Regions from separate parts of the Homo sapiens genome. Here region 2 is linked to region 1. A link is a contact called in ENCODE Hi-C or POLR2A ChIA-PET data. All regions are on one chromosome and are shown on one strand. Each heading gives the region's core, a stretch centred on a gene start or an enhancer-like site at or near the end of the contact. The rest is flanking DNA. Distances are from core to core; before and after follow the strand shown. Region 1 overlaps LINC02452 (long intergenic non-protein coding RNA 2452). Region 2 has its middle 43 kb from the start of CFAP54.

Region 1 (5,438 bases), core at 910-3,409:
AGAACCACAGGCAGCCACCATGGTTGCAGTGGGTGTGAGGAGCTGGAGTTCCTAAACAAGATGGGGCAGGAGCATGACCTCTTTGGTCTTAGTCAGGACCCTGGATTGAGGATAATGTGACCTGGGAAAACCAGGACCCCACTAGGGTGGAATCAAAATGCTGTTTCTGCTTCTTGTGCTCTTGAGGGTAGTTGGAAATGGATTGTTTCAGGGCTCCATCTAGCAACTGCCCAGTTTCTGAGTCTAAGCTCCAACACGAAGTGTTGACATTGAGTAGGAAGGTCCTTCTGTTTATGGAATACTGTGGTTTATGTAATTCCTATGTTTAAGCTTTTTCTCTAGGTAGTAAAATGATTGATCCCCTCAAAATAGAATCATCTGGGGTTGTTTTTAGATGAAATAAAGCATCTAGACAGACCCTGATTTTTGTTCAAATTGGCTGAATTGGCTGAACTGGGTTAAGTGGAAAATACTAGGTCAACCACAAGCCCACTATGAGTCTTGAGAAATGGACTTAGCTTCTGTCTGGATCCTGTATTACCCTGCCTGAAACATATGCTCTAAGGCAGCTGTGAAAGGGAACTGTTTTGATTTATGTGAGACCCTGAGCGAAGGATTTCAGTTCTCTGAGTGTCCACGCCATTGATGGTACATGCAAACTACACACACTACACACAAACACACACCACATTCACACACACTACACACACACACACACACACCACATTCACACACACTACACACACACACCGCATTCACACACACCACACACACACACCACATTCACACACACACCACATTCACACACACTACACACACACACACCACATTCACACACACTACACACACACCACATTCACACACACTACACACACCGCATTCACACACACTACACACACACACCACATTCACACACACTACACACACACACCACATTCACACACACTACACACACACAGCACATCCACACACACTACACACATGCACCGCATTCACACACACTAAACACACACACACCACATTCACACACACACACACCACATTCACACACACTACACACACACACACACACCACATTCACACAAACTTGTTGGAGTCAGTCAAGCCCCACAGCCCTAAAAGGCACTTCACAAAAGGGTGAATGAGAAGAGAAAGCAAACCTGAGATTCTGTGGGGCAATTGACACCAATCCCCCGTCCCAAACATCCCCATTTAAATGTGATTAATTTGCAATTCTGAAAGATGTCATTTGTGTCAATCCAGGAACGCATTCATTTTGGGGTGAGCGGAAATGTCCCCAATTTCTGGTGGTAGCGGATACATCTGAAAAATGGAATCGAATCAATTTTGCTCCCGAGAGGGACAGGTGGAGGACTCCTATTTCCTGCCAATTCAGTTGGAAACAATGAGGAGAGAGGAAAAAAAATGGAGCCCTCCCTTCTCTTTCTGGCCTTAGACATGAACTCCTGATAAGATCCTGGAAAACAGGCAGCGTTTTTAACAGCCGGTTGCCCTCTTCAGCTGAGAAAACAGCACGAGCCAAAACTAGGAACCGGGGCCACCTCTATTGTGAATGTGGCCAGGCTGACTTATTGTCGCCAAACAGCAAATCATGAAATGACTGAGATAAGGAATATAATCACATTTTCACATGAACCTTACATTCTTACCTCTTCTATAGGAAAGGATATCCCTGCAGGAAGGAGGAAGGTGGGGCCTGCCCATGTTCTGCAGCAGGGCTGGGACTGCATTGTCCAGGCTTTTGTAGGGACACAGGAAGAGGGTACGGAAGTTTCTACAGGAAAACAGAGAAAAGTTCAAACATAAACAGCATCCAAAAAAATTTACCAACAGCAAACTAGATTTCCTCTTTGGGCCTCCCATGCTTCCATGCACCCCTGGACTGGCAGATTTTAATCTTGGATTCTGTTCACCTTGGTAACCTCCAGCGCGTGTGATTATGCTGTTTCCCTACTTATTAAGTTAAAAGGATGTGTTTTCTATGGCAATGGAGACAAAAACAATCTCTTTCCAGAGACTGTATCCTGGCCTGGCCGGAGACTGTTCTGTCTTTTCCATTTGTCATTTCTGGGGAGGGCATGAGCTTTCCTGAAGTTCCGTGTGTGATAGGGCGGCTCCCTTTCAGGAGCATTTGAACAAAAGCTGAAAGTGGCTACATCATTGCTTCCCACGAGGCAGGGGTTTGGTTCGGCTCCCTGGTTTCAGCCAGAGATGAGCTTTGAGAAACTCAACCATAAGGGACACAAGAAATGTATCCTCACTCCACCCCCAAGTAACTAGTGAGGGCTGGAGTTGTCCCTTTCCACCCCGCTTGCCGTCTGTCCTCCCACCCCCCAGGGCTCAGAAGAAGCTGCCACAGGAATCTCGGCTGCCCACCCTGAGGCCGCACAGCTCTGGTTTTAGGGTTATGAAAACCACGGCTCTAACAGGGAGAATTCCATCACTAAATCTGAAAGAAGAGGGCCTAGATGAAACCAGGGAGCAGCTTTGGGGACTCACGCCACCTTATGCCTCGGCCTTGTGTTTTAAACCAAGTCGTTCCTTTCTGCCTCTGGTTACATAGATAGGTGACAAAAAAAAAATTATAGAAAAATGTTATCAGATTCCCTGGTTTTGGGAAGAGGGGCGTGAGGGAAAAGGCCTTCTCAAGGGCAAACTTTGAAATGTAAGAAGTTTCTCTCCACTCTTCTTCCTGACTGAAAGGCTTCACATTGGCTAGGGATCACAGAAGTCACTTCCACACTCGCTGTAATGGGGACTGCCAGGCACTAAAAGGAGCATCCGTCACCTCTCAGATGGGGCCAATCACACATTTCAGGAGCAAACAGTTACAGTTAGTAGACAGATTTCCTAGACACTTGCCCTTATGGGAAATTAAAGTACCCCCTACCCCCCTCAAAATAGCTCATAAGTCTAAGGATCTTCCCCAGCCCATCAGAGGATGGAGTTCTGAGTGGACTGTGCTAGATTTTTAGGGGATATCTTTTTCTGAATTGCTTTTTCCAGAACGAATGACTTCCATTATGTTCAGCCAGGGACCAATTTTTCACTTAAGTATGTAAAGCAAAATATGACTTTTTCCCTGGATATGTTACAACAGAAAGCTTTCCTGACAGCTGCCAGGCAGGTGATTAAAGCGTATTATATAAAAGCCCAGGTACAAGTAAGAGGGTGACCTTGAGTTCTCAAACCAGTGTAAAATGCTATTTAAGATGGATTCAGAGAGCTCTGCTGTGTGTAAGGAATGCCTGCATTTTCAGAAAACAGCAGATGAAGACTCATTCATGCAACACACACGTATTGAACAGCTGTTGCCCTCCAGCCCTACATTCATTCATTCATTCATTCATTAATGCATTCATTCATTCATGTGTTCATTCATTTATAGAAGGTGCCAGGCACTGAGTTACATTTGAAGAACAATCAGGGGTGATTTTCAACACATGTAACAGGAAGGCTTTCACCCTAACTCACCAGTTTTGTTTTTCAGGGTTTCAGGAGGACTTTGGAGATATTGCTGGGCCTGTGCTGGAGGCCCTTTGCTCCTGTGTCAGGTGTTAACCCTTGAGTCACTTGGTGCATTTTGATATTTTAGTAACCACTACAGCTTGCCAGCTGGCTCAGTCCTGAATACAGTAATATACAAGTCCTTGATCTCTGGAAGCCAGCATTTTAGAGTCTGCTACATTTCCAGAAAAATAAGCCTGAGTCCCAAGCTGACCTGAGCCCAAAGTCCTGCATGGGCTTCAGGAGGTTCTCAACTCCCATGAAAAGGAGGCAGCAAGGGCCCTTCTAATCCAAGGCTGAGCATCAGATGGAGCTTGAGCGAGCCAGGGAGTCCTGCTAAGGATGATGAACCAGGAGAGGGACTCCCCTGGCTCTCCAAGCTCTGTTTCTCACAGGACCCAGTAGGGCTGTGGCCTCCACCTGTGGAATCAGGCCTGCCACACTCCAAGACCAGCAGGCCTCTGAGCAGGGGGTCTCTAAAATAGCCCAGCAGATGACTCAGTTCCAAGCTTCCACTTTGATGGTAGGGCTTCTCACCTGTTGCTTTTCTTACAGCCAGCTCTCTTCATACATTTAGGTTACCTGCCTGGCCCCTATGGACATGTGATTCCTCAGCTACCCTCTTCCTAAACACAGGTTTCATTTAGAGTCAAAGTTAGAAGCATATTAACCTAGGCCTGAGCCTGTCTTAACTTATTTTACCCGTAATGAGGGTGAACAGTCATCATTATTGCTCTGATAAAACATGTACAGGAAGTCTAGAAGTATGCAAGGGGCTCACCTCTCTGGTGAATTGTCAGCAAGTATCAGGTTAAAGGAAAACAGTGAGAAGAGAAAGCAATAATGGGCAAATTTAAAGTAACTATTGGAGAAAGCTTATAACAATTGGGAAGAAAATCTTGGATTCCAACAGCCCCAAATCATGTAAGACCTACAATTTCTACATGAGTACCAAACAATCAAGTTATTAGGTTATTAAATGAAATTCACTATGATTACAAATAGTTTCCTGTAAAAGTCCAATATTGTATAAAATATTACTATAAACCAACATTATTGTCTTTAAAACTCATTTACTGGAAACTTTGCATTCAGATACCGGCCATCACCATCTAACTGGTCCCCTTGGAAGACCTGCTCCTTTTCCCATGACACCCCTACAGAAAACATTTTAGAACTCCTTGTCCCAAATCCTTGTGTGGGCTAATCCTCAAAGCCAATTTATAAGTCACTTAGAAAAAGACTCTTATATTGTTTTATATTCATATATTTTGTTTGTTTCTTTGTTTTTTGAGATGGAGTCTCGTTCTGTCGCCCAGGCTGGAGTGCAATGACACCATCTCGCCTCACTGCAACCTACACCTCCAGGTTCAAGTGATTCTCCTGCCTCAGCCTCCCCAGTAGCTGGGATTACAGGCATGTGACACCACACCTGGCTGATTTTTGTATTTTAGTAGAGACGGGGTTTCCCTATGTTGACCAGGCTAGTCTTGAACTCCTGATCTCGGGTGATCTGCCCACCTTGGCCTTTCAAGTGTTGGAATTACAGGCGTGGGCCACCACGCCTGGCCATGTATCTTATTTTTGATCCAAAATAGTAACATCTACTTTTTTCACCATTATCTAGATATTATTTCTGTTCCAAAATGAAGTCTATCAAATAATGAACATTTATTCATACTGAAATTGAAAGAGGCTGGGTGCAGTGGATTACGCCTGTGATCCTAGCACTTTGGGAGAATTGCTTGAGGCCAGGAGTTTGAGACCAGCCTGGGCAACAAAGAGAGACCCTGTCTCTACAAAAAATAAAATAATTAGCCTGGTGTCATGGCATGTGCCTGCAGCCCCAGATGCTCAGTACTACCTGGGTTAGTCACAAAGTATATGGTGTTGAGCAAAAGAGATGTACA
Region 2 (5,438 bases), core at 953-3,452, 280 kb after region 1:
TAACTCCACACAGGTACAGCCTCCCCCACCATCAACATCCTACACTCAAATGGTATATTTGTTACAGTCAATTAAGCTATATCTGCACAGGTGCAGTCAACAAACCAGGTATCATTATCAGCCAAACTTAGAAACTTCTGTTTGCTTTTGCTTGTTTAATAACTTGGTTGATTGGTTGGTTAAAATGGTCAAGGCATTTCCTGTAAAATTATAAATCTGAGAGTCTATAAGAATTTAACCTATTTAAATTGCCCAAGCCAATAATTATTTTATTGTAGTGCAAGATCATTGTATTCCACTTAAATATATACATGGTTATGTTTGTACCTGTTTAATACTTGTGCTTTCAATAAATTAATCTAAAATATGATTGAAGACACTATATGGTCTTTATATGGTGTGAAGGCATAGAAAGAAGTAAGACATATAATCTTCCTCCTGAAATTATTACAAAATAATACAAACTTAAACAGGAATGCAAGATTTAAGAATCACTACCGCATAATAAAACAGCACAAGAGGCCGGGCGCAGTGGCTTACGCCTGTAATCCCAGCACTTTGGGAGGCTGAGGTGGGTGGATCACCTGAGGTCAGGAGTTCGAGACCAGCCTGGCCAACATGGTGAAACCCCGTCGGCACTAAAAATATAAAAATTAGCCGGGCATGGTGGCAGGCGGCTATAATCCCAGCTATTCGGGAGGCTGAGGCAGGAGAATCACTTGAACCTGGGAGGCGGAGGTTGCAGCGAGCCGAGATCGACAAACACTCCAGCCTGGGCAACAAGAGAGAAATTCCATCTCAAAAAAAAAAAAAAAAAAAAAAAAAATCAAGATGCGCTCCCTCTGTGAAGTGGTTAACGGCCAAATGAGAAATAGAGATAATAAATACTACAGTGATTGTGCAATTTCTTTGTACCCGAAGTAGTTGTGGAAGACCTAATGAAGAAGCAACTGAAACTGGACTTGAATTACAAACAAAAACAGAAATGGTGAGGACATTTAGGATGATAGCCCGGCCTAAGCCCAAGCTCCAAAAACTTGGAACACTATGTATGGACTCTTTTAAAAAAAACTTCGCCGGGTGCAGTGGCTCACACCTGCAATCCCAGCACTTTGGGAGGCCGAGGCAGGCGGATCACCTGAGCTCAGGAGTTCGAGACCAGCCTGGCCAACATGGGGAAAACCCATCTCTACTAAAAATACAAAAATTAGCTAGGTGTGGTGGGGCATGCCTGTTAATTCCAGCTACTTGGGAGGCTGAGGCAGGAGAATTGCTTGAATCCAGGAGGTGAAGGTTGCAGTGAGCTGAGATAGTGCCACTGTACTCCAGCCTGGGTGATAAGAGCAAAACTCTGTCTCAAAAAAAAATAGTGGGATAGTTTGAAATAAGTCTAGAAAGGTAGGTAGGCAATAGATAGTATAAGGCTTTCAAATTATTTGTAAAGAAACTAGAATTTTATACTAAATCAAGGAGAAGTCATTAAAATTTTTAAATAGAATGGTCATATGCCCTATTAAGAATATTTGGGGCTGGACATGGCATGGTGGCTTACGCCTGTAATCTCAGCACTTTGGGAGTCCAAGGTGGGCAGATCGCTTGAGTCCAGGAGTTTCAGACCAGCCTGGGCAACATGGTGAAACCCTGTCTCTACAAAAAAAATACAAAAAAAAAAAAAAAAATAGCCGGGTGTGGTGGTGCACACCTTTAGTCCCAGCTACTCGGGACGCTGAGTTGGGTGGACTGCCTGAGCTCAGGAAATTGAAGCTGCAGCGAGTGGAGATTGTACCACTGTACTCCAGCCTGGGCGACAGAGCCATACCCTGTCTCTAAAAGGAAAGAAAGAAAAAAGGAATATTTGGGATACAGATTCTAACAAAATGTCTTTAAAACACTCCTACCTACCACTTGACTAAATCAGAAGACATTTTTCCCATGGAAATGTCTGTGGTGAGCAGACCAAAGCCTGAAGGAACTAATTTCCCTGGAGACAGATCTTGTGTATTTCTGGAGCTTGATAGATTACCAGGGAGCTGTTTATAAATAATAGATTTTCATTCTAGGCTCTCTATATCTTACGCAGCATAAGCAGTTGAAATTCTAGTTAGCTAAGGGATTCTTAAAGGGAAAGCTCTGAAGTCTGAAGCTAGATTAGGTCAGTAGAAAACCATGAATCACTAGCCACTGAATGGAAGGTGGAGCCTTTATCAGCAGCATCTCAGAATCAAACCCCAGCACCATAACATCACATCCTCTTCGTTCTGCTATCAGTCAGATGCAACAGGAAACTGACGAAGGTACTAGGCAGTTTCCTTTCTGCTCTGACCTGACTAGTTTCCTCTGCAGCTTGCTCCAAGCTTATTGTAAAGGAAAATAATGAAATGCCAGTCAATTTCCTCCAGTTGGATTAAGCCTAGGACAAGGAAGGAAAAACAAATTTCTAAGATTAGTCAGTTTCCCCTTGCAACTATGAAGTTGGTTCAGGGCCTCCGGCTGACCCTTCTCTCAGTATTTCCCTCTCAGAGCTCAGCTTTACATCATAGGCAAGATAAAGACTTGGCAAAGTGAACAACACATATTGTGTAATTCTTATAGGAAATCTTGGGTTCATTCATGGGAAAACCATCTATACAGAAGATTGTGTTTGATAAGCATTGAAGTCTCCTTTGACGTCTAGCAAATTCATTAATTCAAGAGAGTAAAAAACAAAAACAAACCAAAAAACCTACTGATAATAGTAATTGGTATACCCAAGCAGCCAGGTTATTTTGCTCCTTTCTCAGTATGACTAACAAGGAGCTGTTTCCATGGAGAACATTTATACAAAATTAACAAGGGAATCAAGTTAGTTTAGTGAAAGAGACAGGGTTGGACTACTTCGAAGAAGTAGTTATGTCTGTGGTAACCTGGATTTTGCTGGGTATTAGAGATGCTATGGCCTGCTGAAAAATATAACTAAGAGTCTGGCATCTGAGGAATCTGACTGGCTTACTTTGTAAAAGTAATTAAACTTAACAGTGGAAGTTGCCACTTAAAATATCTTCTCAGTGAACTTAGTAATGTGGAGTAACAATACTGTATTGAAATCCACATTGAATGAGAGTTACTAATTTAGCAGATGGATGATTCTTCTTTATCACCTTCTACTTCCTGTTTCTTCTAATTTACTTACTTTTAATTTTCCCTAGTAAATTTCTGTATCTTCTGTACTTCATAGCTGTTATTAAAATAATATTCCATCAATCTTCCTTTCATACATTTGTGTGATTTTTATTTTTATGTATTTTTTTTTGAGACAGTGTCTCACTGTGTTGCCCAGGCTGGAGTGCAGTGGCGTGATCTCAGCTCACTGCAACCGCTGCCTCCCGGGTTCAAGCAATTCTCCTGCCTCAGCCTCCTGAGTAGCTGGGATTAGAGGCACGTACCACTATGCCCGGCTAATTTTTGTATTTTTAGTAGAGAAGGGGTTTCACCATGTTGACCAGGCTAATCTTGAATGCCTGGCCTCAAATGATCCTCCCACCTCGGCCTCCCAAAGTGCTAGGATTACAGGTATGGGCCACCGCGTCCGGCCTATTTTTAATATTTATACTGTAGAAACTCCTCTAGCTAAGCCATACATTGTAATTGCTGAAATTAATAGTGTAATAAAAAACAAGAAAACAAGTGTATGGAGCTTTAGAATACGAAGAGTTGATAAACAGACTGTGAGAATAAATAGGCAAGAATTCAAGGTTTCACTTTAATGGCATTTGGAGCAGCCACTGTAATAGACATCTGACAAGTAACAGATGTGTGGGGGCTGTGACATTCTCCTTTTTTTTTTTTTTTTTTTTTTTTTGGTTAAGGACTAATTATCTATTACTTTACAGACTTGCTAATATACTGTGGAGCTCCTAAAACAGCTTGGTTGATCAACCAGCAGTAGCATTATTAAACTAACAAACAAAAGAACTTGTACATGGATAAAGGTCTAATAATCTTTATTAAGGGATCTGTAGCCCTTTTTGTAACATTTACAAGAAGAATTTACCTTGTATTTTCAAAGATATATCACATATCTGAGGAAGTTAAAATAGCCCCCCCCCCTTTTTTTTTTACTTAATTAGCCTGAATCAGTAAAATGGTTTCCATGATCATCACTCCTCAACACAATTATGTCCCATTTTAATAGTGGGTTCTGGGTGAATTTGCCTTGATCAAATTTGAGGACAAAAATAGGGCATAAGATTAATTATTATTTTTATTTTTGAGATGGAGTCCTGCTCTGTCACCCAGGCTGGAGTGCAATGGTGCAATCTTGGCTCACTGCAGCCTCTGCCCCCCGGGTTCAAGCGATTCTCCTGCCTCAGCCTCCTGAGTAGCTGGGACTACAGGTGCCTGCCACCACGCCCTGCTAATTTTTGTAGTTTTAGTAGAGACGGGTTTTTGCCATGTTGGCCAGGCTGGTCTCAAACTCCCGACCTCAAGTGATCTGCCCACCTTGGCCTCCCAAAGTGCTGGGATTACAGGCATGAGCCACTGCTCCTGGCCAAGATTAATTTAATGTAGGCAAAATTTCAGCTGATCTTATATATCCAGTCAATTCAAAATATTTACCTTTTCAGAGTAAGCTATGAATATTTTATAACATATACTTTAATAGGCCTATAAAAATTATGAAAATGTCTTGGGTTTGCTTTGCTCCTACCTCCCCTGCCCTGTTCCTTATGTGTTGACGCCAAGGGTGCTCCTTAATAAACATCCTGCAAGCTATAAACTCTGTCTCAGTGCCTGCTTCCCAATGAATTCAGTCTACTACAGTGACTCTGTTTAAAAGCAGCAGTGACCACCTGGACTGTGAGTCACAGGAAAAGGATGGAGAATCGCATGTCATATGAGGAGTGACTGAAACGAGAGTGAGAAATAGGAGAGAAAAGTATAATACAATGATTAAATACATAGACTCAACTCCTAGCTTGACTATCCACTTACTGGGAGATCAAGGAAAGTGTTTTTTGTTTTGTTTTGTTTTTTTTGAGTCAGAGTCTCGCTCTGTCACCCAGGCTGGAGTGCAGTGGCGCGATCTCGGCTCACTGCAAGCTCTGCCTCCCAGGTTCAAGCCATTCTCCTGCCTCAGCCTCCCGAGTAGCTGGGATTACAGGTGACCGCCACCATGCCTGGCTAATTTTTGTATTTTTAGTAGAGACGGGGTTTCCCTATATTGGTCAGGCTGGTCTCGAACTCCTGACCTCAGGTGATCTGCCCACCTTGGCCTCCCAAAGTGCTGGGATTACAGGCATGAGTCACTGTGCCCGGCCGTTTTTGTTCTTTTTAATCCTATTTTTCTGCAGAGAATCTAGGTTTTTGTTTTGTTTTTGTTTTTTAATTCTACTTCTGCTGGGAATCTAGTTTTAATAGATAGTTATTAAATTGCAGTTTAATTTGTTAATCTATGGATT

The links. A loop is a pair of places that touch in the nucleus more often than their neighbours do. ChIA-PET counts read pairs that join two places held with the same protein, here RNA polymerase II (POLR2A). Pooled maps may share reads with other maps.
Region 2: a pooled map shows a loop between it and region 1 (3-fold over the local background). The contact joins two enhancer-like sites. A Hi-C loop is called at or near these places in 11 of 50 pooled maps. POLR2A ChIA-PET finds 5 or more read pairs at or near these places in 4 of 52 experiments (GM12878, activated CD4-positive, alpha-beta T cell, activated CD4-positive, alpha-beta memory T cell and 1 more).

Annotation. Positions count from the first base shown.
Region 1 is chr12:96,163,637-96,169,074 of GRCh38, forward strand. It overlaps LINC02452 (long intergenic non-protein coding RNA 2452), which reads right to left. Exons shown (of 3, transcript XR_945239.3): 2 at 1,671-1,795. Among named protein-coding and RNA genes, the nearest start is that of LINC02452, 6.1 kb to the right of the region's middle. RefSeq lists a silencer at 2,655-2,949. Within about 2 kb of position 2,160, at least 4 of the 41 ENCODE cell types and tissues checked have a DNase peak (open chromatin) inside an H3K27ac peak, as active enhancers do.
Region 2 is chr12:96,443,694-96,449,131 of GRCh38, forward strand. No RefSeq gene overlaps it. Among named protein-coding and RNA genes, the nearest start is that of CFAP54, 43 kb to the right of the region's middle. Within about 2 kb of position 2,203, at least 13 of the 41 ENCODE cell types and tissues checked have a DNase peak (open chromatin) inside an H3K27ac peak, as active enhancers do.